Regions from separate parts of the Homo sapiens genome. Here region 1 is linked to region 2. A link is an interaction called in ENCODE POLR2A ChIA-PET data of the cell type or tissue named here. Cell type or tissue: MCF 10A. All regions are shown on one strand. Links, peaks and the distances in the headings refer to the core of each region. The heading gives the core; the rest is flanking DNA. Region 1 overlaps GNA13 (G protein subunit alpha 13). Region 2 has its middle 9.4 kb from the start of GNA13.

Region 1 (12,084 bases), core at 112-8,111, 49 kb before region 2:
TCAAGCAGCACAACACAAGGACAGATCATCTGTGATTAACAGAAGCGAACGCCTTAAAATGATGGGAGAGAGACAAATTAACTAGGTACTAAGTCAGATTTCCAAGTGAAAAAGACATGAGCAAAACTTCTGGTCTTAATTTCTCAAATAAAACTAAAATAAATGAAATGGTAACAGAGTGACTTTCTCTAAATTTATTAGGGAGTTTGTTACAAATGTTTGGGCTTTACAGGCATGATTTCACGGATTCAAACAAGAAATTAACACTGATATTTAGCCTTCTCATGACATACACAGAAATAACATTGCTACAAACTGCAATGGAGAGAATCTTGTTTCAAATGGCTTAGTTTGGGGTTTTGTCTAAATGTATCATTATATAATGAAAGCACCAATTTGAGGGTTTCTCAAATAGTGATTTGAATTTTAGGACATAACAGTGTAACATGGTAACTTTATTCTTCATATATAAATAAGGCATAATCGGATGTGTATTAATGCTGAAAATACATTTTATCAAAAGCATAAATACAAGTATTTGGGTACACATTGAAAGTTAGGACTTAACCAATTTCTTCTTACAAAAAATGATAAGGACATATGGTATTTGTTGAATCTAAATCAGCACTTCTAATCATTTCTGGTATTAAGGCGATCTTATTTCCTTCTACTTTAAACCAACCACTGCCACCAACTGAATAAGGATTTCCCTAAACAGCCTCAATTTGAGAGACTAACCAGAGGACCTTCTCTATGCAAATTACATGCCAATACACCTTAAAAGAAAATAAGACAAAAGTGAATGAGTTTTTTCATTCCATATTGCTTTCTTTGGTTGCAGAGCAATCCAGTGCCCTTTCCAGATAATAAAATTGAAATGAAGATTTCAATTTAATATTTGGCAGACAGCAACAATGCAGGTTATTAAAAATATTAAAGGGGCAGAGGCATGCTTTGAATTACTCAGATTTTCAGAAAACATTTGACAAAACCCTTTCTCTATAAAAGTTATGGTCTAAATTTATGTTGTTTTATAAGGCAACTGTATATACATTTCTTCAAGGTCAATGAAGACACTTGTGTGATATTTCCTCAGAATTAAATGAGAAGGCATTCAGATTTAAGAACAGAATGTAACACAGGATTAGGCACATTTTATTCCAAATCATAACCATAAAGATTTAGAAAATCAAATACATCAAAGAACTTTAAATCTAAATTACTTTTTTAGAGACTGGGGTAAGTTTGCATAGTGAAATTATGAGCACCTTTTCAATTCTGTTCACTAAATTTCATCTCTCTCTTCATATAGTGGTATTTCAAAAGGATTCAGTTTTCATGATACAGGTGTAAGACTCCTTTCAAACGTTTTTAAAATACAACGTATAAAAAAATGTGGACTGAAGCCTTTAGATTGAACTTAAAGTTCTACTGAATGTCAAAACAAGCCTAAGTTGAATATAAGTAATTCATTGCCTCAAAATATAGTCTAGATTTTAAAAGAATGTTGATTCTGAGACATTACATGCAGCAGGGAAGAAAACTGCAAATGCCCAAAATAACATGATATCTATTTGGTGTTTCAACACTTCTTGGTGGTAATTCAAAAGGGGGAAACTTGGTGATTTCTGCTTTGTCAGGCAATATCTATGGTTCGTATCACAGATCTTAACTATGACTTAAGTAAGATGAAGTGTCCTCTTTCTATAGGGATCTAACTTGAGCCCTCACTGGAGTCAAATGTTTTGGCCATTCAATTTGCTAAATGTATGGGTAAACTCTCCAATGAATAGTCCAAATGTTACTGTGCACATATTCCGATATTCATTAGCACTGCAATTATGCTAATTTTGTGAATTTAAACAATGTATTCTTTTTGGCAAGAAGCACTAGATGTAGAACTATTCAAACACGCATGAATGATACCATGATACCACGAACATGCACGATACCATGAACTTGCATCACGGTGCCGGGCTACGTATGTGTAGCTCATGGATTACCATGGCATGAAAATGCTAGAAGTTATATGGATACAATGATAGTGGAAGTTCAAATGTGAGAAAAGTCAGGTATGTCAAGAACAATCCCTGGTTAGTTCACTGAAAAGCCCCACTCTCGTATCAGACAGCAAGACAGAACAACAGCCACTGACTTGGAAAGGCTGGGTGATCCATAACGACCAATCTTTCAAGGACCAATAAAATACCTGAGTACACAGTCAGCTATACAGTAAAATGACAGATATCACAGTCTTAAAATTTTCAGGAAAAGTAGAAAAGCTGTCAGACTTTTCAAGCTGTCGCCAGCCTTGGACTTCTGTTTCTCTAATTGTAGCACTACATACAGCCTAGAAGATAGTATTTCAGTACTGCAAACCAGCCATTCTGATGAGTTCACTATGAATGTATCTGCGATCACAAAGCTACTTCGTGGACACATTTTAATTTGGTAAGCAGTCGGGGGAGGTCAATGTAATCATCTTTAGGTGCGAACTAAAAAAATTACTACTGATCCTTAGAAGCATCCTTAAAACATTTAAAATATACCTCAAAAAAGCTGGACTTTCAACAACAACAATTATACAAATGTATACATACTGTATCTGTTAGAGACACACCAAGAATGAACAGGAATCTCAAATAATGCCTTCTTGAATAGTCTTGACAGAAAAATACTGCCCTTAGCAAACTCCAAATAAACAAAACGATGCCACAAATGGCACAGTGTGGAGTTGATGGGACTGGACAGGACAGCAAAAGATAGATGTTTGTGATGATACAACAATGATTTCCTACAGTAAGGATTGGTCTTTACTGACCAACTGAGATAGGGCTTAAAAGTCAAATACATGACATTCTGGAACAGGTTAAGTTTATTTAGAAAGTTCTGTTACCAAGTTGCTTGCAGTTTTTAGTTGCTGCTATGGCCAGAATGTTTCACATATGGTACATTAAACTACATGATAATTAAATATGAGAAAGGCAAATTCTATTTCACTCGTTACGTTTGACCAAAACACGGTAAACAGCATTAGCTTGCCTTTTGCTCTCCCATACCACCTGTGAACTCTTCATCAGCATCAGACCAAAGATCCTTATGTAAACTTGAAAACAGGAAGAACATTACCTTCAGAAACACAGAAATCTAAAAGCAAAACAGCTGTTGTGTATACAAGCAATTAAAATATGAAGGCTAAACCTTCTATAAACCTACAGAATGCCATTTCTTAGATAGAACTTCTAACAGCCCTTACAAAATAGGAGGTCACCATAAAGTTAGGCAACAAGTGTCACTGCTATATGTAAGGCGGACAGAAGATATCTTGTTTTGGAACTGAATATTCCTAACCTCATCCCTACAAGTATTTAAGGACACCTTTGATACTTGGCACTGCAGGAGAATTCAGTTTGGAAAGTAGAATAATTTAAAGCCTGAAATATGCCTAGTCTGAGGTCAGCTGGGAGGTTTTAACTGGACTTGAATAGAAGCCATGGTGAAACAGATCAAAGCCTGCATTACAGCAAATCTTGGCGATGAGTCACTCAACAGCTTTCAGCCACAAACCAAAGGCCGCAGAAAAAGTACTAAGATTTTCAAGAAGTTAAACGTAGAATTAAGATTGTTCTAATTCTGGTTGTAAACTGCTATTTTAAAAAACAAAACAAACAGAAAACATCAAAAACACAAAAAGATATTAAAACAGCAAGTCTTTTGTACATCACTGTAGCATAAGCTGCTTGAGGTTGTCATGCAGAATAGTATCCTTCACGTCACGGAAAACAAGGCGGATGTTCTCCGTGTTGATAGCAGTGGTGAAGTGGTGGTATAAGGGCTTCTGTTGCTGGTCCCGGCGTTTGTTCCGGAAACATTCCACCAGGAATTTTTGGACGTCTCTTAAGCAGTGGGGATCCCCTTCAAATTCTAGGAAATAGTCTTTGATGCTCACAATTTGCACCTTCTCCTCAAGCAAGTCTGTCTTGTTTAAGAACAGAATTATGGAGACATTGCTGAAAACCCGGTTATTGACGATTGTTTCAAAAATGTTCAGAGACTCTGTAAGGCGATTGGTCAGTCGATCTTCCATAAGCACCTGGTCAAATTCACTTGAGGAAACAAGGAAAAGTATTGATGTCACACTGTCGAAACATTCAAACCAACGTTTCCTTTCTGATCTCTGACCACCTACATCAACCATTTTGAAAGGAACATTTTTTATTTCAAAGTCGTATTCATGGATGCCTTTGGTGGGTCTTCTGGCAAGCAGAATATCTTGTTGTGATGGAATATAATCCTGGAAAAGAAAAAACTTGTTTTATACCTATTAATCCCGAAGTAATGCGAATTTTTAATGGACTACTAACTGGACTAGTGAATAGATATGCAAACAAAATGATCTTTTAAGTGACATTTTCAGATAGATTATGCTTATTATAAAATGCCAAGACTGGTCAGACATGGTGGGTCATGCCTATAATCCCAGCACTTTGGGAGGCTGAGGCAGGAGGATCGCTTGCGAAGCCAGGAGTTTGAGAATATCCTGGGCAATATAGCAAGACCCACTTGTGCTCCCCACAACAAAAGCCAAGATACATTAAAATGTTAGCAGGACGGGTTCAAAATTTACTACAAATGGCCAGAATCTACTTGTTTTCATCCCTGCAATACTACTCAAAATTTAAGCTGAAGTCTTATCAATTGTTCTTACCCACCCTCACTGCTATATATCCACCTGCAATCTTACTCCCCACTATCAGCCACTCTTGGTTCTAGCCAGAGTGATCTTCCTGTCTGCGTATCTACCTTCTCCACACTGCTCCTTGCTCCTCTATTAAAAGCAATGGGGGCTGGGCGCGATGGCTCACGCTTGTAATTCCAGCACTTTGGGAGGCCGAGACGGGCAGATCACGAGGTCAGGAGATTGAGACCATCCTGGCTAACACAGTGAAACCCCATCTCTACTAAAAATACAAAAAAATTAGCCAGGTGTGGTGGCGGGCGCCTGTAGTCCCAGCTACTTGGGAGGCTGAGGCAGGAGAGTGGTGTGAACCCAGGAGGTGGAGCTTGCAGTGAGCTGAGATCATGCCACTGCACTCCAGCCTGGGTGACAGAGCAAGACTTTGTCTTAAAAAAAAAAAAAAAAAAAAAAAAGGCAATGGGATCTGATTCCAGTGCCAATTCACAAGGATCACTTCCCAGTTCCAAGTTCTGCCCACCTCTCTCTAACCTATTCTAAAAGTTCTTTTACTGTGCAACCCCACTCATGACTTAAAACTTCTATGTTTTCATTGCTGCTATATTACATGTGTGAAAAATCCTTTCTCTACTATAATTAATTTCTTACTTATTGACCCAAGAACTCAAACTAGTCACTTACTCTGAGTGTCAGCACCTCTGTCTGTGAAATGGAGGTGATCACACTTGGTCTATATACCTGGGAGGGAGGGTTGTTGCAAGGATCAAATGAGCTCTTCTCTGCACTCTTGGTCAGTGAACTCTAAGACCCTGAACAAACAGAAGCTGCTGGTCACACAAGTCTCTGGCTACTCTGTGATGGCACACTTCCTTATGCAATGTAACTGGTTCTTCCTTGTCAGTCTAGCATTTTTCCAAAACTACAACACAACTTTCTGGTAATACATGAACGGGACAGCTAATATTTATCATCAAGGTCAAAATATTTTAAAAATCAAGGCAGGATTTAAAACAATGCTGTTATTCACAATGCTGCACTTTATGCCTTTCTGAATAGTGTCATATGATTTTGAAATTTCATTACAAGAATACTCATTGTCTCAAAATGGTGCAATGGAATTAAGAATATATATATATACATATTTTTTTGAGATGGAGTCTTGCTCTGTTGCCCAGATTGGAGTGCAGTGGCGGAATCTCGGCTCACTGCAACCTGCGCCTCCCAGGTTCAAGCGATTCTGCTCCTCAGCCTCCCGAATAGCTGGGATTACAGGTGTGCACCACCACGGCCGGCTACTTCTTTGTATTTCTAGTAAAGACGGGGTTTCACCATTTTGGCCAGGCTGGTCTCGAACTCCTGACCTCAAGTGATCCTCCCGCCTCAGCCTCCCAATGTGCTCGGATTATAGGCGTGAGCCACTGCACCCGGCCAGAATTCAGAGTTTTTTAAAAGTAGGTGGGTTCTTAGTTACTGGCAACCAACAGCCATTCATTAAATAACTCTAGGACTCAAGTGTTAGCTTTTCCATGTTTTCTTCTAGCTTTGTTCAGATACACGCCTGCTTTATTTATAATCAGCATATGCACACAGCGTTCAGCCTACCTCTGCATTTTTGCTTAATATTTTGTGAACTGTTCCATATGCTGATACAATCATACCTCATTTTAAAAGACAAGAAAATACACCAAATGCATTAACGTGCTGTACTTTACATTAACATTCCCCTACTAGTGGTCATTAAGGTTGTTTCCAATTTTTAGCCATAATTAACAGAAATACTGCAATTAAAATTCTCATGCACATTTTTTTTTTCCTTTGGACTATTTCCTAAGATTAAAATAATCAGGGGTACGATTATGACGTTAAAGGTTACAAACATTTTAATGACTCTGGATACTTAACACCCGACTGCTTTCTAGAAGGCAATACCAATTTACAACATACACCTATGCCAGCTCCTTCAGAAACACGCCGGGCCCTGAGCTTTTAAAAAATGTAATTCCATAAAAATAAAAAGTTCTCTATTATTGTCTTTGTCTCTATTAAAGCTAATAATCTAGTTAGCAATCTAAAGGCTGCTTCACATGAAGCACAGAACTTCATGCAATCGAGTGCTAAATAGTCTGGCAGAGCAGAGTATGTTGATGAGGACACACACATACTAGCTGTGTGAAGAAGAAGAAACCTGCCTTATGAGGAGGCAAATGAAGCTGTGCTACATTTAGAGAGTAACAGATGACTCTAAGGCAATGGCTTTCAAAATTTTCCTAAGCAGCAGAAACCTTTCTCCCACTGAACTCTTCTGTGTACGCCCAATACAGAGGTCAAACAAGCGAGATGCTCTGCCTGCAGTGGGCCCCGCTGGCCACAGCGCCAGCTTAGAGCTGCTGGCTCCGAGGAATACCTACAGGAAAATGATAGACTCTCTTTTCAAGGGCGACTCCCCCTACCTCGTGGAGTCTCTTCAGCCTTTTAAATCTAGCCCTCCTACTCCGTGACTCGACACAAAGGGGGCATGAATTCGAAAATGTCATTTGTCAAAAGATTTGGAAATCAGTCAACCCACTGTGTTCTATTTCTGTTTACAAACAAAAACCTCTAAAGATACTAAAGTATAACAGATAATGCACAATATCATCTTCAAACACAAACTTCTTTCTCTAAACAGTTTTACTTCCAAGAAATAGCAGACAAAGCATTCCTCAAGAAAATGGTAGAGACCTGGACAGTTAGAGGGAGAAAAAAGAAGTGTCGTGATTAAACAATAAAAATACTTTCATTTTGAAAAAATAAAAATCATTCAATATTCTGAGCTACCAATCACTCTAAATAAAGCAGAGAAGAATCAGAACGCCACCACTAAAAAAAAAAAAAAAAAAAAAAAAAAAAAAAAAAAAAAAAAAAAAAAGAGAGAAAGAAGCAAATAGCTTAATACATAATTTTTCTAAATTTCCTAACATCGATATCCTGACTTCTGCTTTCAAATGGCACTAAACATAAACATTTGGTTTAAACACTTACTGGTTCTCCAAGTTTATCCAAGTTATCCAGGAAATATTTTACAGATTCACCCTAAAAACAAGAAGAAAACAAATAGTTATTAGGGCTTAGAAATGGAAGATCTTGTTACAACAGTTTACATCATACTGTCTGGTTGTACACTTAACCCAAACAGACTTTGTTTAGTCACCAATTTCAGACAGCTAACCTTCCTAAAAACATATAAAACGTCTGCTCTGTCACAGACTGCTAAATCTGCAAAGGCAGGCTGATTTCACAAATGCTTAATAGAATCAATATCCCAAGTGATCATCTGCTTGGACAGGATTACACGCATGCTTTTTGCTATAACTACGTATCCACAGTGAAGACATATAATTAGAAGATGAAAACTGCTTTTGAGATAAAACATAAATCTACATATAAAATTTAAGTGACAGTCTTTTTGTCTACATTTTCTAGCTTAATAGTGACGATAGTTATCTTCAGAGACAAACCAAACCAGAGATGAGGTAAGAATACTGTACAAAATCCCCCAACCACAGGCATGGACAGGCGTGCCTTGCTCAGGAAGGCCCTGGATAGTGCTGCCAGCTTCACATCTCCAACAGGTCTTTTCCCGAGTGGCCTATCCTTTCTGAGCCCAGTTTTCTCGACGAAACTTCCAAGCAATTTCAAACATCTAAACTGTACGAGAATACATTCCTAACATGAAAACGCTTGACCAGAGCACACAGAGAAGAGGGGAACTATTTTGGGAAAGAAGGGGTCTGTGTCCGAGTCTCCTAGTCCTCACCCCCTGCGTTTCACTTTCCCGCGGGATTCTACAGCTGCAGCATTGTCCCTGCCTGAAGCTACTTCCAAGTGTTCCTGAAGCAGCACCTCATTTAGTATGCCTGGGCATCATGTGAAGATCTCCTCACACTGCAGGCTCCGGTTTAGTAGGTCTGGGTGGGACCCCAGTTTCTGCAATTCAAGGAGTGCCTGGGACCACACTTTGAGTCACAAAGCTTGAAAGTAGCAGTTCTATAATTTTTTGGTCTCAAGATCACACAATATGATCCAGCAATGGCACTGCTAGGTATATACCCAAAAGAAAGGAAATGAGTATATGGAGGAGAGAGATATCTGCACCCCCACGTTTACTGCTGCACTCTTCACAAAAGCCAAGATTTGGAAGCAGCCTAAGTGTCCATCAACAGATGAATGGGTAAAGAAAATGTGATACACATACAGAATGGTGTCCTATTTAGCTATAAAAAAGAATGAGATTCAGTCATTTGCAACAACATATATGGAAGTGTAGGTCACTATGTTAAGTGAAGTAAGACAGACACAAAAAGACAAACATTGCATGCTATCACTTATTGGTAGGAGCTAAAAATCAAAGCAATTGAACCCATGGAGATAGAAAGAAGGATGGTTACCAAAGGCTGGGAAGGGCAGCAAGGGTTGGGGTGGCAGGAGGTGGGGACGGCTAATAGGTACAAAAGATAGTTAAAGTGAATGAATATGGACCAGTATTTGATAGCACAACAGGGTGACTATAGTCACTAATAATTTAAGTGTACATTTAGAAATAACCAAAAGAGTATAATTGGATTGTTTGTAACATAAAGGATAAATGCCTGAAGGGAGAGATACCCTATCTTCCATGAGTGATTATTACGCATTGCATGCCTCTATCAAAACAGCTCATGTACGCCAGAAATATATGAATCTATTATGTGCCCACAAAAATTAAAAACAGAAAAATTAAAAAAATAAAAACGGAAGACATGGAAACAAATGATGATGTCTCTGGACTCAATAAGCTCAACAGCTTCTGATCACTTCTTTTTGTGTTTAGTGTCCTCATTCAAATTTTATACAAAGCTCAGTACGAGGCAACTGGTATCCTCTCCTCCTACCTTCCTAAAGTGTCTGGCAGATAAAATATGAATTACTGGGAGGAAGTTACCCTTCAATATTTTTTTCTTAACAATTTCAGAAGTGATCAAAGTCTTCTTGTTTTCTAATATTAATGTTAAGGAACAGATGTGAATTTCAGTCCTTTCTCTAACAAGGAGTGATCTGGCCAAGTCTCTAAACTCCTCCAGGTCTCCATTTCCCCCAGAGTTACATGAAGAAGTTCAGTGGTTCAATGGATAACCAACCGCTTAAGTTCTGCCCTGTGCAACAATTTCAGTTAGTTCCACTGATTTCAAGTTAAGTTCTCCTTTCCTCATAGGCCATGTGTTTGTTAATCCTAAATCTGCTTTTGTTGTGACTCATTCAAGCGGTGTTGCTTCCACGTTCTTTGCTAATAAATAAAGGATTTAATGTATTGTGCAAGAATATTATGGGTTTAAGACTCACTTTTTGCTGGTTGTAACTTGAGGCTCTCATATTTTTCCCAGTTCATTTTATGTTACTGAAGGGAATTTTTTTTTTTTTTGAGACAGGGTCTCAATCTGTTGCCCAGGCTGGGGTGCAATGGCGCGATCTTGGCTCAATACAACCTCCACCTCCCGGGTTCAAGCCATTCTCCTGCCTCAGCCTCTGGGGTAGCTGGGATTACAGGTGTGTGCCTCCGCGCCTGGCTAATTTTTGTATTTTTAGTAGAGACAGGGTTTCCCCATGTTGGCCAGGCTGGTCTTGAACTCCTGACCTCAGGTGATCCACCCGTCTCGGCCTCCCAAAGTGCTGGGATTATAGGTGTGAGCCACCATGACCGGCCTGGAAATTTTAAAAATAAAATTTCAAAGAAATTTCATTTCACAGTTAACACTTTAAAAACTTAAGATTATTTTATTCGGCCCTTAGCTCTTTTTTCTCTGTTCAGAACACTACAGGTAAGTTTCTAGGTTACTGTAGTAAGGCTGAAGAGTAAAAGTAGCATGGCACTCTGAAAAGTGTTCCAATATTTCTTTAGCCTTGTGGATATTTCAGTTCCATTTAAATGGCATAGCAGCCAGTGTACCTGGGTTCCAGCCCCAAGATAGACTTTATTACTGACAAAGTCAACAAACAATATTAGGTGAGCTTCAGTGACCCTTTGAGTATTAGAAGTCTATGAGGTTCCACGAACCATATTTCTTACGAGTTTTACAAAATGGTGTCTAAGCTGGGAATGGCTTCAATGTTGCCCCCACTTCACAACAATAATTTGTTATAAACATCCTTTGCTTGTAAAGACAAAATGGGTCTGGAGTCCTAAGCTTGAAGGTAACAGAAAAGCTAAGAACAAAAGTTAGAAAATAATTTCTATTAAATTCATAGTCATACAGAGAGAGGCTTAGCAGCTTATCGACCCAGTTACTGAACAAGTGACATTTGTATTCAATGCTCTCTTCTGCACAGCTAAAATATTAAAAGGAAAGGATTTAGAATGCACTTCTTTAAAAGGATATGGAATTTAAGCTGGATAGCCAAAGAACACACAAGAAGAACTGATCTGCTGTTTTAGAACATACTCAAAAACACCAGTGGCTTTATGTCAATAAGAAAAGGGCAACTCTGCTTATAGAAAATAGGTAAAGAGTAGAGTTTTTTAATTCAAAGTCTGATTCATGCCTTAAGAATATAACATAAGGTTTATAGAGATGGGTATCAAATATAGATTTTCTAATAAAAAGCAAGGTAAACATATTCTAGAAAGCAATTTGGCAATATGTATTAAGATCTTTCAAATGATCCTCAACACAGTACCACTGAAAAAGTATATACAACTACAACAGTGCTAGTGAATTACTATTATGGCAGAAGGAAGAGCTGGTTGAGAGCAAATGGATTGCTCCTTATATTTAACTAGATTCTGGACCAGGGGTCTGTCCACAAACTATATAGCCTGAAGGCCAAATCCAACCCAATGCCTGTTTTTGTACGGCTCATTTTTAAATGGTTGGGGAAAAAACTTAAAAGACTATTTCATGATATGTAAAAATGATATGAAATTCGAACTTCAACATCCATAAATAAAAATGCACTGGAACACAGCCACGCTCACCTGTTGGTGTATCGTCTATGGGAACTTCCAGGCTACAACAGCAGAGGTGAGGAGTGGAGACTGAGGCAGTGTGTTGCACTCTCATGACTCTGCACCACTGCTTGGTGCACCACAAACTGCAGTGACACAGTTATAACTTGAAAATATTCCAAGTGTCACCAGTATTGCCACACCATGACATTAAAAAAAAAAAAAAGGGAGTAAATACACATCCATCCAAATAAAAAGAAGGCCCTGAATACCACACTTTTAAGGCACAGTAGGATGTAAATAATTTTGCTATCAAATTCCATGGTAAAGCATTATTTATTATGCAATGACACTATAGCTATGCTAGAAGAATACAATGTATGCCAACATTTACAGACTAAGCTTTCTTCAATCCTCCCAACCCACAGAA
Region 2 (12,169 bases), core at 1-8,000:
GAGGGAGAGGATTAAAAAAAAAATACCTGGTCGGGTGCAGTGGTTCACACCTGTAATCCCAGCACTTTTCGGAGGCCGAGGCGGGCGGATCACCTGAGGTCAGGAGTTTGAGACCAGCCTGGCCAATATGATGAAACCCCATCTCTACTAAAAATACCAAAAATTAGGCGGGCATGGTGGCACGCGCCTGTAATCCCAGCTCCTCAGGAGGCTGAGACAGGAGAATTGTTTGAACCTGGGAGGCGGAGGTTGCAGTGAGCCGAGATCACGCCATTGCACTCTAGCCTGGGCAGCAAGAGCGAAACTCCGTCTCAAAAACCAAAACAAAACGAAACAAAACAAAAAACATATCGCATACTATACTTATTACCTGAGTGACTAAATAATCTGTACACCAAACTCGAGATGAGCAGTTTACCTGTATAACAAACCTGCATATGTACTCCTAAACCTAAAATAAAAGTTAAAAAAACCCACAACAACAAAAAAGGAATAGCCAAAAGGTGTCCAAATGTCCATCGATGAACGAATGGATAAACCAAATGTCGCATATCTATACATTGCAATTATTCAGCCATAAAAAGGAATGAGGTGCTGACACATGCTGCAACATGAATGAACTTTGAAAATACTAGGCAAAGTGAAACAAAAGGCCCCATATTATAAGGTTCCACTTATGTGAAATGTCCAGAATAGGCAAATCCATAAAACAGAAAGCAGATGGGGTGAGGGAAGTTGTGGGGAGACTGCTTAACGGTACAGAGTTTCGTTTTGGGATGACGAAAATGTTTTTGGAAATAGATAGTGATGATGGTTGGAGAACATTGTGACTGTACTAAATGCCACTGAATTCTACACTGTAAAGTGGTCACATGATTAATTTTATGTTATGTGAATTTTGCCACAATAAAAAAATGAATTGGGGAAAAAAATCTATATTATATATTTGTAATATATATAATATAAATATATATTTTTTATTTTATTTTATTTTTAAATTATTATTATTTTTTTCCAAGACAGAGTCTTGCTCTGTCATCTAGAGCTAGCATGCAGTGGCGTGATCTCGGCTCACTGCAACCTCTGCCTCCCGGGTTTAAGCAATTCTCCTGCCTCAGCCTCTGGAGTAGCTGGGAACACAGGAGCTGCCACCATGCCCTGCTAGTTTTTGTATTTTTAGTCCGCCTCCCAGGTTCAAGCAATTCTGCCTCAGCCTCCCGAGTAGCTGGGATTACAGGCGCCGCCACCATGGCAGGCTAATTTTTGTTTTTTAGTAGAAACAGGGTTTGACCATGTTGGCCAGGCTGGTCTCAAACTCCTGACCTGGTGATCCGCCCACCTTGGCTTCCCAAAGTGCTGGGATTACAGGCGTGAACCACCGTGCCCAGCCAGAAAAATATTTTCTTTAAAAAGTCATTGGCATCATTTAAGGTTGAAGTGCTCACAGTGTGCAACATTCAAAGAATGCAAATGCCATTGTGTTTATTTCAAAATAATACTAACAATTGAAATTCTTTGCAACAGAAGGAAATCTAGCCATTGCTTCAGGTTATACATTGCAATCGTATTAATGATATTTTCATTTTCAGATACATTGTTTTATAACTGAAAAAAATCCAAACTTTTTAAGGGAGTATAAAGTCTACTAGTTAGAATTGAATCTGCTGGATGCTCTATTTCCAACAGACCCAGACGTTAACTCACTGGAAGCGTCTGTATTGTTGCCAGCCAGTTAATCCATATGCAAATAGATTCAGATGCCCTGTGGAGCTGTGATAAAATAATTGCAGCTGTTGATTAGTTGCAATGTTCGTTTCTTTCTGGAAACTCAGTTCAGTGTCCGTCTTGCAAGATAAATAATTAAAGGTGTGATTAAAAACGAAATACATTTCCAAATAGCTTTTCTCCTCTTGTCACCTTAGAAAGAAACAAGCTCTTTCCAACAATACTGCCAGTCTTGAAATCTATTTCTAACTCTTCTGGAAAGATAGGCTTCTTATAGTTACAGTTTATTTTCAATGAAAAAAAAAGGTCTTACTTAGCTTATTTGCCAATCTTTGTGCCAAATAACTTTGGGCTGTTTACAAAAATCAGAATCATCCACAAAGGACAAAAAATGTGTCACCCTCAGACATGTTCAGAAGAATGTGCCAAAGGCTCTAGGAACAGTTCCAAAAGAGGTGTCAAAAATTTTTTTTGATGGGAAATATAATTTAAATAAGTGTTTCCCCTGCCAAGGTGACTACTTACTACTCAGGATGAGACAACGCCCATTTAGATGTTTATTTAAAAATCTGTCACATTACTTGATGGTTAAACCTTGTGTTAATCCAGCCTTCTTATTACGAAACTCTCTTTTGTCTCACCATCAGTACAAAATAGGTGGATTCTAACCCTTCCTTACAGATAAAACAGGCGTAGACTTTTCTTACCTTCCATAGGGAAAGGAAGGGAATTCCCAAGCCCTCCCAAAATACAAATCCCTTGCATTTGTGTCATGTTTTAAATGCCTCAAAGCACTTTGACCTACTTTATCTCATTCTCTGCTCACAGTAGCCCGACTAGGAACACCCAACATTAACCTCGCTCCCATTTAGCAAATGACTCTCTGAAAGCCTCATTCACTGTGGCCAGTTGCAGAGCTGGAACTGGAAGCTGCTTAGTCCAGTGCTTTTTTTTTTTTTTTTTTGGTAGGAGATAAGATCTCGCTCTGTTGCCCAGGCTGCAGTGCACTGGCGCTATCATAGCTCACTGCAGCCTCGATTCTCCCACCTCAGCCTCCTGAGTAGCTAGGACTACAGGTGTGCCCTACCAGGCCTGGCAAATTTTTTAATTTTTAGTATGTTGCCCTGGTTGATTTTGAACTCCTGGGCTCACGTGATCCTCCTGCCTTGGCCTCCCACAGTGCTGGGATTATAGACATGAATGACTGCACCCTGCCCCAGTGTTCTTGACTTTTTCTGTTGTTGTTGTTGTTTAAGAGACAGGCTCTCACTATGTTGTTCAGGCTGGTCTTGAACTCCTGGCCACAAGCTATCCTCCCACCACAGCCTCCCAAAGTGCTGAGATTACAGGCATGAGCCACTATGCCTGGCCCCCCTTGCTCTTTTTGATGTACAAAAATTGCCGTAGTGCCCAGAATGCCCAAGTGTATGAATTTCAAACCTGAGACAAGTAGCTAACTGGACTTAACCTCCAGGCACCATAGAGTTCAGTACTTTATTATTTTTCCAGCCCCTTTCAGGCTGACTGCCATCTTGAAGTTCCCCAGCTCAGACAGATCCTGGTAAGATGTTCTGTACTTTGAACTCAGGCTCTGGTTTGTAAAATATTCCAGGTGGCTGATGGAGAAATAAGAAAAGAGGAGCCAAGCTTGTTTGTTTGTTTATTTGTATGATGCACAAGCCCCACACATTTTTCACTTACCGTAGGAAGATTTAAAAAGAAACCCTTTTGTGTGTGTGTGTGTGTGTGTGTGTGTGTGTGTGTGTGTAATGAAATTTGATGTTGCCTTTACCAGAATAAGCCTCTCATGTGGAAAATTTTGTATGAAACTAGACATGTGGAATCAAATTGGTGGTGGTTTTGTTTGTTGTTGTTAATAACCGAAAACATGACTTTAATTATTGGTTGTATTTTTTCTCAGCCTCCAAAAAAGACCTATGGGCTGCTGTTGACCAGCTGAGACCTCAGCTCCTCCAAAGTCAGAAGCTGGTACTGTCTTAAAGGGACACTGGCACTCCTAAAATCCTTCCACCTTGCTTACTGCGTCAGATAGGTTTAAGGGCAATCTGTATGTAACACTCATCACAAGGCTTTGCCTGTAAATCTGAGATTCGGAAAAACTCAAAACATCGTGCTCACCCCTTCTCCTTTATTTTTACTTACAGCTTTTAAAGCAGAAGGATACATTTTTAGTATTTTATTGCCTGTCAATGCTCTGCGCCTTGCCAGAAACGGATAACGATAATTTTAAATTATTTATGTGTTTATTTTTATGAGACAGTTTCACTCTGTCACCCAGGCTAGAGTGCAATGGTATGATCACAGCTTACTGCAGCCTCCAACTTCTAGGCTCAAGGGGCCTACCTCAGCCTCCCAAGTAGCTGGGACTACAGACCACCACACCCGACTAATTATTTTTTGTAGAGACAGGTTCTCACTTTGTTGTCCAGGCTGGTCTTGAGCTCCTGGCCTCAAGTGAGCCTACCACCTCGGTCTCAAAAAGTGCTATGACTACAGAGGAGAGTCACTGTGCCTGGCCTAAGGATGCTTGAATGTAAATTCTGTTTCTCCAGTGAAGTTCAAGTTGGCAGTCTCAATTCATTCCTCCATGTAAAGATCTTCTGCTCACAACCCGGCAGCAGACAGCAGTTTTCTTTCCCTCGGAACACTGGATTAGCAAGCTTGGACCTGCCCCTTCCAGCAGCCACACTCCTGGCTAGCTTGCTCTGTCTACAGGTAGCATCACATGTCATGGCCTGTAGACCCGGCCTTTACCTCAGTGCAAAATGCCAGGGCATGTCCTCTGGTTGAGTTTATCATCGAGCAGTAAGGGCTCAGAGGGTGCTGAGAAATGGTCCATGCAGCCTTTGTCAGACCATAACACGTGGGCTCCCAGTGCAAATAATATCATAAGTTTTCTTTAAACTCCTGTGTCAGCTGCTACAGAAAAGAAAGGCCTGCTCACGATAGGATTCAGGGAAAGGCAGCAACTGCTGAGTCAGAATGACAGAATTAAAGGGCTTAGCAGATGAGGCACTGTAGCTGAGGTCCCTCATTTACTTTGTTTATTTAGAAACAGGGTCTTGCTCTGTCGCCAGACTGGAATGTAGTGGTGAGATCACTGCTCACTGCAGCCTTACCTGCTAGGCTCAAACAATCCTCTTTCCTCAGCCTCCCAAGTAGCTGTGACCACAGGCACATGCCACCATGCCCTGCTAATTTTTAAATTTTTTGTAGGGATCGGAGGGCGTCTCACTATGTTACCCAGGCTGGTCTCAAACTCCTGGGCTCAAGCGATCCGCCCACCTCAGTCTCCCAAAGTGCTGGGATTACAGGCATGAGCCAATGCACCTGGCCCTCATTTGCTTTAGTTATTAGCTTTCTCCTGGTTGTGGAAAGGTTATGCCAGGCCCAAAGAGGAGAAGAGGAGAAAATAAAAACAAAGGAAGGTGCTGGGTGTGTGGCAAGCAATTGTGTATTTGTGATTGTTTCCCCTTTCTTTGCTCATTAACAGAACTATAATAGGAAAAGCTCCCTTAAGATAGTGAGATACTGGGTGTGGTGGCTCACACCTGTAATTCCAGCATTTTGGGAGGCCAAGGTGGGAGGATTACTTGAACCCGGGAGTTTGAGACCAGCCTGGGCAACATGGCGAGATCCCATCTCTATATCAAATGTATACATATACGTACATATATACATACATATATATATTTTTAAAGATAGCGAGGGAATCGACTTTTCTGTGGAAACCAGTATGGATCATATCAGATTTTTTTTTTTTTTTTTTGAGATGGAGTCTTGCTCTGTCACCCAGGCTGCAGTGCAATGGTGCACTGCAACCTCTGCCTCCCAAGTTCAAGCGATTCTCCTGCCTCAGCTTCCTGAGTAGCTGAGATTATAGGTGTGCGCCACCACGCCTGGCTAATTTTTATATTTTTAGTAGAGATGGAGTTTCACCATGTTGGTCAGACTGGTCTCAAACTCCTGACCTCGTGATCTGCCCGCCTCGGTCTCCCAAAGTGCTGGGATTACAGGCTTGAGCCACTGCACCTGGCCCATATCAGATTGTTTGCTATTCATTTGGTTTTCCAGAGAAGGATGTAGTACAGTGGGGAGAACCCCAGGGAGAACTCAGTTAATAGAACAGAGCCTTGCCTTTCTTATCTGTAAACTGGGAGTTACACACACAGATTTATTGTAGGATTAAATTACAGAACCCCCAGGCTCAGTGTTTGTCCATAAATGGGAGGTTCCGTTTTAGGTTTTTTGAGGAAGGAACAACAAAACTTCTTTAAAAGCCCTTTGAAGGTTTAGCAACGTTGTCACTGTCAGAATGCTCTCTCTGTATCTTTCCAAAGCCCTTCCTTTTATGATTTAAACATGGTTGCTCTCTGTCTCATGCGCAGGCTCACTCACAGCCACAGGTGTGTCCCCAAACAGGATCTGTTTCTGGTGGAAAGGGCCTGATGCAGCAATAAGAAAAAAAAAAATGCCTATTTGGGGTTATATCCAGAATCTTAACTCTGAAGAGAGGAAGGATTTACTAATTCCCACAAGCCTAAGCAATCACTTCTTCAGCCAGAGAGCAGAGGTTAGAGTAGGGATGCTGGCACAGTACAGTAAGAGCAAGAGCTTTTATCTGAGGGGGTGGGGGGCTTGTGCAAAAGGGGGAAGAAAAAGGAGTGGGTTTTGTATTCTTTTTTGTTTTTGGAGACAGAGTCTCACTCTGTTGCCCAGCCTGGAGTGTAGTGGTACTATCTCGGCTCACTGCAACCTCTGCCTCCTGGGTTCAAGCAATTCTCCTGCCTCAGCCTCCTTAGTTGCTGGGATCACAGATGTGCGCCACCATGGCCGGCTAATTTTTTTGTATTTTTAGTAGAGATGGGGTTTCACCACGTTAGCCAGGCTGGTCTCGAACTTCTGACCTCAAATGATCTGCCCACCTCAGCCTCCTGAAGTGCTGGAATTACAGGTGTGAGCCACTGCACCCGGCCTGGGCTTTGTATTCTAATCTGGAAACTGGACATCATAATTTCAGAGGGTTTTGTAGGGGTTATATAAAAGAGCAGGCTATCCATGTTACCATGTTTTCTTCTATCAAAGTGCTTATTGTCCAGTTGATGGACTGGTATCTATGCCATCAAGGTCATGGGCAATGGGGGGTGCCTCATGGGCATGAATGTGGATGAGTCAGCCCGCACGCCCATGCTCTGTGCACTCCTTCACCCCCAGCAGCTGCCACTGGACAGCCCTCAGGCTTAGGATGGGTACATCAGTGGTGCAGTCCTCCCTCAGCACAGCCCTACACCCAGACCTTGGCCCACTTGAATGAATAGCCTTGTAGTCCCCGGTACCTAGGGTTTGGTCTGAGGGGAAGTACAGGCTCTGGTAAGTCCCTTGGCATTGCTCCATGTGTAGGGGTAGCACCAGGCGAGGACCAGAGCAGGATCCTCTAAAGCACAGGCGGGCAGGGGCCTCTGTTGCCTGGAGCTAAGAGTGGTACTGGCTGGGAAGACATAATGCAATAGCATCTAAATTGCCCCTGTTTGTCAAGGGCTGAACTAGACCTCCAAGTTCCAAGACTCTCGAAATGGATCCCAATAGGGACACTGAATGCTCGGCTGAAACACTGCATTGGATTCATGCAGTAGCCAGAGCTTGGCAGGGGACTGTCTGTGCCCTTCCCGTGGGAGCCTGCTGAGGCTCCTGTTGTCACTCTCCTTCTCAAGACTACCCGGGGCAAGAACCCAAAGGGCACTTTATAGAACAGCAGATACAAAATGCATTTTGGACTATCCCTCAGTTATTCTGTTACCCTGGATTTCTGCTAAGGGAAGAAAGTTACCCTCAAGGAATTAAACACACTTCAAGAGGAGGTGAGAGTTCTACCCTGAGGTAGGGTGTGAAGCCCTTAAGGCTTTTCCTCCTCCATGATTTATGAGCTTAGTGTAGGCATTCAGAAGAGTGGAAGGTGCAAGGTGCTCAGATTTATAAAGATTAATACCTACAGGCCGGGCATGGGCGCGGTGGTTCATGCCTGTAATCCCAGCACTTTGGGAGGCCGAGGAGGGTGGATCATCTGAGGTCAGGAGTTCAAGACCAGCTTGGTCAACATGGGTGAAACCCGTCTCTACTAAAAATACAAAAATTAGCCGGGTGTGGTGGTGCATGCTTGCAGTCCCAGCTACTCCGGAGGCTGAGGCAGGAGAATCGCTTGAACCTGGGTGGGGAGGTTGCAGAGAGCAGCCTGGGGGACAGAGCAAGGCTCCGTCTCAAAAAAAAAAAAAAAAGAAAAGAAGAAAAAGAAAAAGAAAAAATTAACACCTACTTCCTTAGATGGTTTTCTAAGGATCACAGATCCACAGAGACTGTGGGCTAATTTGTTACAACAATTAAGGAATTGGGAAAAGGGATGCTATTTAATTCCTCTTGGGACAAACACTCTTCACCCAATAGACTCACCAAGGAGAGCAAAATGAGTTCTGATGGAAAATCTAAACAAACTACATACTTAACAATTTTATGTCTTGTTTCCTGAAAGATTTGACCCTCAATGGTCCTATTCTTAATTACTTAATCATTGACATAAATGAGGGAACAAATAATAGTAGTGATCACTTTATCAATAGGCAGAAACGATGAAGTATTTCTACAATGCCTTTGCCTCCATCCCTCAACCTAGTCTTCTCTTAACATAACAGCATTTTCCCTTTCCTTTCCTTTCCTTTCCTTTCCTTTCCTTTCCTTTCCTTTCCTTTCCTTCCTCCTTCCCTCCCTCCCTTCCTCTCTCTCTCTTCTCTCTCTCTCTCTCTCCTTCCTTCCTTCCTTCCTTCCTTCCTTCTTTCTGCAGTGGCACGATCTTGGGCTCACTGCAACCTCCACCTCCCAGGTTCAAGTGATTCTTGTGCCTCAGCCTCAGGGATTACAGGCACCCACCATCACGCCTGGCTAATTTTTGTATTTTTAGTAGAGACGGGGTTTCACCATGTTGGCCAGGCTGGTCAGAATAACAGCATTTTCTTCGGATTTTTTTTTTTTTGACAAATTACTGTCTTGGTTAATTTTATGTCCATCCCAACAGTGCCAGCTGTTTTTCGAGTTTTACCAGCAGTGGTAGAAAACACACAAAGTTCTCCTTGTTTTTGGTTTCCAGTTCATCTTGCCCCCTCTCCCATCCTTTCCTTCCTCCCCCTCCCTCCCAGCCCTTCCATCCCTAGTCTCCTTTCCCAGGCTGCTCAAGATACCTTGCCTCTGAGGTTCTACAGCATCCTCGCTTCTTTCCATCACAGCACTTGTCACCCTAGATTGTAATTGTCCCCTTCCTTGCCTACCACACCAGAATATGGGTTCTTTGAAGAAAGGGACACAGCTAACTTATTCTGTATCTTCAGCACCTAGCATGGCATATAATAAAGGCCCAATAGTGTTTTTTAAAATTTTTTACTTTTTTAGAGACTGCATCTCGTTCTGTCACCCAGGCTGGAGTGCAGCAGCACGATCACAGTTCACTGCAGCCTTGAACTCCTGGGCTCAAGTGATCCTTGTGCCTCAGCCTCATCACAGCTCACTGCAGCCTCGAACTCCTGGGCTCAAGTGATCCTCCTGCCTCAGCCTCCCAAGTAGCTGGAATTACAGTTGTGCACCACCATGCCTGGCTAAGTTTTAAATTTTTTGTAGAGATGAGGTCTTGCTGTGTTGCCTAAGCTCGAGTGCAGTGGTATGATCACAGCCAGCTAATTTAATTTTTTTTTTGTTTTTTTTTTTTTGAGACGGAGTATTGCTCTGTTGCCCAGGCTGGAGTGTAGTGGCATGATCTGCAAGCTCTGCCTCCCGGGTTCATGCCATTCTCCTGCCTCAACCTCCGGAGTAGCTGGGACTACAGGCACCCGCCACCAGGCCCGGCTAATTTTTTTTGTATTTTTAGTAGAGACAGGGTTTCACCATGTTAGCCAGGATGGCCTCGATCTACTGAACTTGTGATCCACCCGCCTCAGCCTTCCAAAGTGCTGGGATTACAGGTGTGAGCCACCGTGCCTGGCTAAAAAAAATTTTTTTAGAGATGGGGTCTTGCTGTGTTGCCCAGGCTCATCTTGAACTCCTGGCCTCAAGCGATTTACCTACCTCAGCCTTCCGAAGCACTGGGATTACAGAAGTGAGCCACCACACCTGGGCAAGATGCAATAATTGAGCATAATTTAAGTGAGTATGCACCATCTCCAGGCAACCACCCTTCTTCCTGCATTTCTGAGGGTTGGGAGCTGGATTTGCTGTCCACCAGAATGATAGGGAACTATGCAATGGCTAGAAAAGAGACTTTTGGCTCATCTCTACTGGTTAGAACCAGAGTCCTGGGTCTTACTGCATACTATGCTACCTAGAAATGGGTAAATAGGCCAGGTGCGGTGGCTCACGCCTGTAATCCCAGCACTTTGGGAGGCCAAGGAGGGCAGATCACGAGATCAAGAGATCAAGACCATCCTGGCCAACATGGGGAAACCCTGTCTCTACTAAAAATACAAAAATTAGCTGGCTGTGGTGGCGCACGCCTGTAGTCCCAGCTACTCGGGAGGCTGAAGCAGGAGAATTGCTTGAACCCAGGAGGGGGAGGTTGCACATAATACCACATTGTGGGCTATTAAGTGGATCTAATTAAGGATGTATCTATGTTGGGGTGGGGATGGAAGATTGGGGCACAACAGCATACAACAGACATCAGTCTAGTAGCCTCCTCACAGATGGGCGAGTAGGACAGTCACGTTTCCCTGTGTAGGCCAGGGTAAATTAGAACTTCAGCCATCAATATCAACAACAGATACTTCATGGATTCCCACTCCCATTAGATGTGAGCTGGGGTCAGAAAGAAGTCGGCTGGCATTTTCAAATCCCAGCTCTGGCACCTCGTGCATCTATCGGTTCCTGGTCATGACCCACCTAAGTTCTTTGAGCATCAATTACCTTATCTGAAAAATGGAGCTAATTATGCCCACACGTCAGGGTTGCTGAAAGGGTTAAGTATGATAACATAAGCACCTAGCAAAGTGCCTGGCCCATAACAGGAGTCCAGAAATAGTAGCCTTTGCTGCTAGGTATTGGAGATAAAAAATGGTAACAATGAAGTCATTATATACATACAAAGATTTTAAAAACCAACACAAAGTTGCATATACTGAGTTTTAAAGAAGGTGTGCTGATCATTGCTTCAGGAATGCAGAGACCAGAGCACTGTTAACAAAAATACAATGCAAGCCACCTAGATAATTTTAAATATTCTGGTAGCCACATTAGAAAGGTTAAAAGTTCATGTAAAGTTTCTTAAAACTTAAAATTGTATAAATAAAAATGTTAAAAGAAAGTGAAATTGATTTTGATAATATTTTATCAAGTCCAATATCTCTAAGGTATTATTTCAACATGTAATCAATATAAAGATCATTTAAGAGATATGAGACTAAGTCTTCAAAATCCAGTGTGTCTGGGCCAGGCGAGGTGGCTCATGCCTGTAATTCCAGCACTTTGGGAGGCTGAGGCAGGCAGATCACCTGAGATCAGGAGTTTGAGAGCAGCCTGGCCAACATGGTGAAACCCCATCTCTACTAAAAATACAGAAATTGTTCGGGTGTCACCACACCCGTTCCTGTGGTCCCAGCTACTCAGGAGGCAGACCCAGAAGAATCATTTGAACCTGGGAAGCGGAGGTTGCAGTGAGCCAAGGTTGCACCACTGCACTCCAGCCTAGGTGATGGAGTGAGACTTCATTTCAAAAAATAAAAATAAAAATAAAAAAAACAACAACCAGTGTGTCTGGAGGAAGAATTGTTTCTGAGAAAACCAAAGAGAAAGAAAAGAAAAGAAGAAAGAAAGAAAGAAAGAAAGAATCCAGTGCATGTGTTTTATATTTGCAGCAATCTCAGTTCAGATGTGAAATTTTCGTCAGAGATACTTCATCTGTATTTAAATTTCATAAAATTTGCAGTAGAAAAAGTAGATTCACAAAACCAAGCTGCTCCAAATGTAGTCATACAATTTCTAGTCAGAGTTAAGTATCAGTCTTAAAATTAATTAAAATTAAATAAAAATTCCAATTAGTGACACTAGCCACATTTCAAGTGTTCAGTAGTTACCTGGAGCTAGCAGTTATTTCCTGGGCTAGTCCATGGGAAGTGGGCAGGAGCCTTGAATGATTGGATATGAGGAAAGGAGTAGGGAAAGGCAGATGGAATAGCCTGAGAGCCGGCATGCAGCTGGCGTGAGCCTGGGACAGTGTGGAAGCCAGTTTGATTAGGACCAACAAGCTGAGGCTGATGAGTCAGGGTAGAGTCAAATTGGGAAGGGTTTGGACTTCAGGTTATGAGGTTAGCATTTTGTTCTGTTGTTAAACAGTAACCCCTGGAATATTTCTTTTCTTTTCTTTTTTTTTTTTTTGAGATAGAGATCTATCACC

Evidence for each region. ChIA-PET counts read pairs that join two places held together with the same protein. Peaks named below come from ENCODE experiments on the same cell type or tissue, not always from the same donor. Only the 100,000 strongest peaks of a DNase experiment are listed, where the experiment ranks them.
Region 1: POLR2A ChIA-PET joins it to region 2 with 8 read pairs; 21 of 35 experiments call an interaction of 5 or more read pairs at or near these places.

The regions. Positions count from the first base shown.
Region 1 is chr17:65,010,536-65,022,619 of GRCh38, forward strand. It overlaps GNA13 (G protein subunit alpha 13), which reads right to left. Exons shown (of 4, transcript NM_006572.6): 3 at 7,718-7,768; 4 at 1-4,294. The coding sequence ends at 3,722. Among named protein-coding and RNA genes, the nearest start is that of GNA13, 40 kb to the right of the region's middle. In MCF 10A, for the core only: no CTCF peak of the experiment used is centred there; a DNase peak (open chromatin) is centred at 3,516.
Region 2 is chr17:65,060,086-65,072,254 of GRCh38, forward strand. No RefSeq gene overlaps it. Among named protein-coding and RNA genes, the nearest start is that of GNA13, 9.4 kb to the left of the region's middle. RefSeq lists an enhancer at 3,680-4,646. In MCF 10A, for the core only: no CTCF peak of the experiment used is centred there; DNase peaks (open chromatin) are centred at 2,296 and 4,476.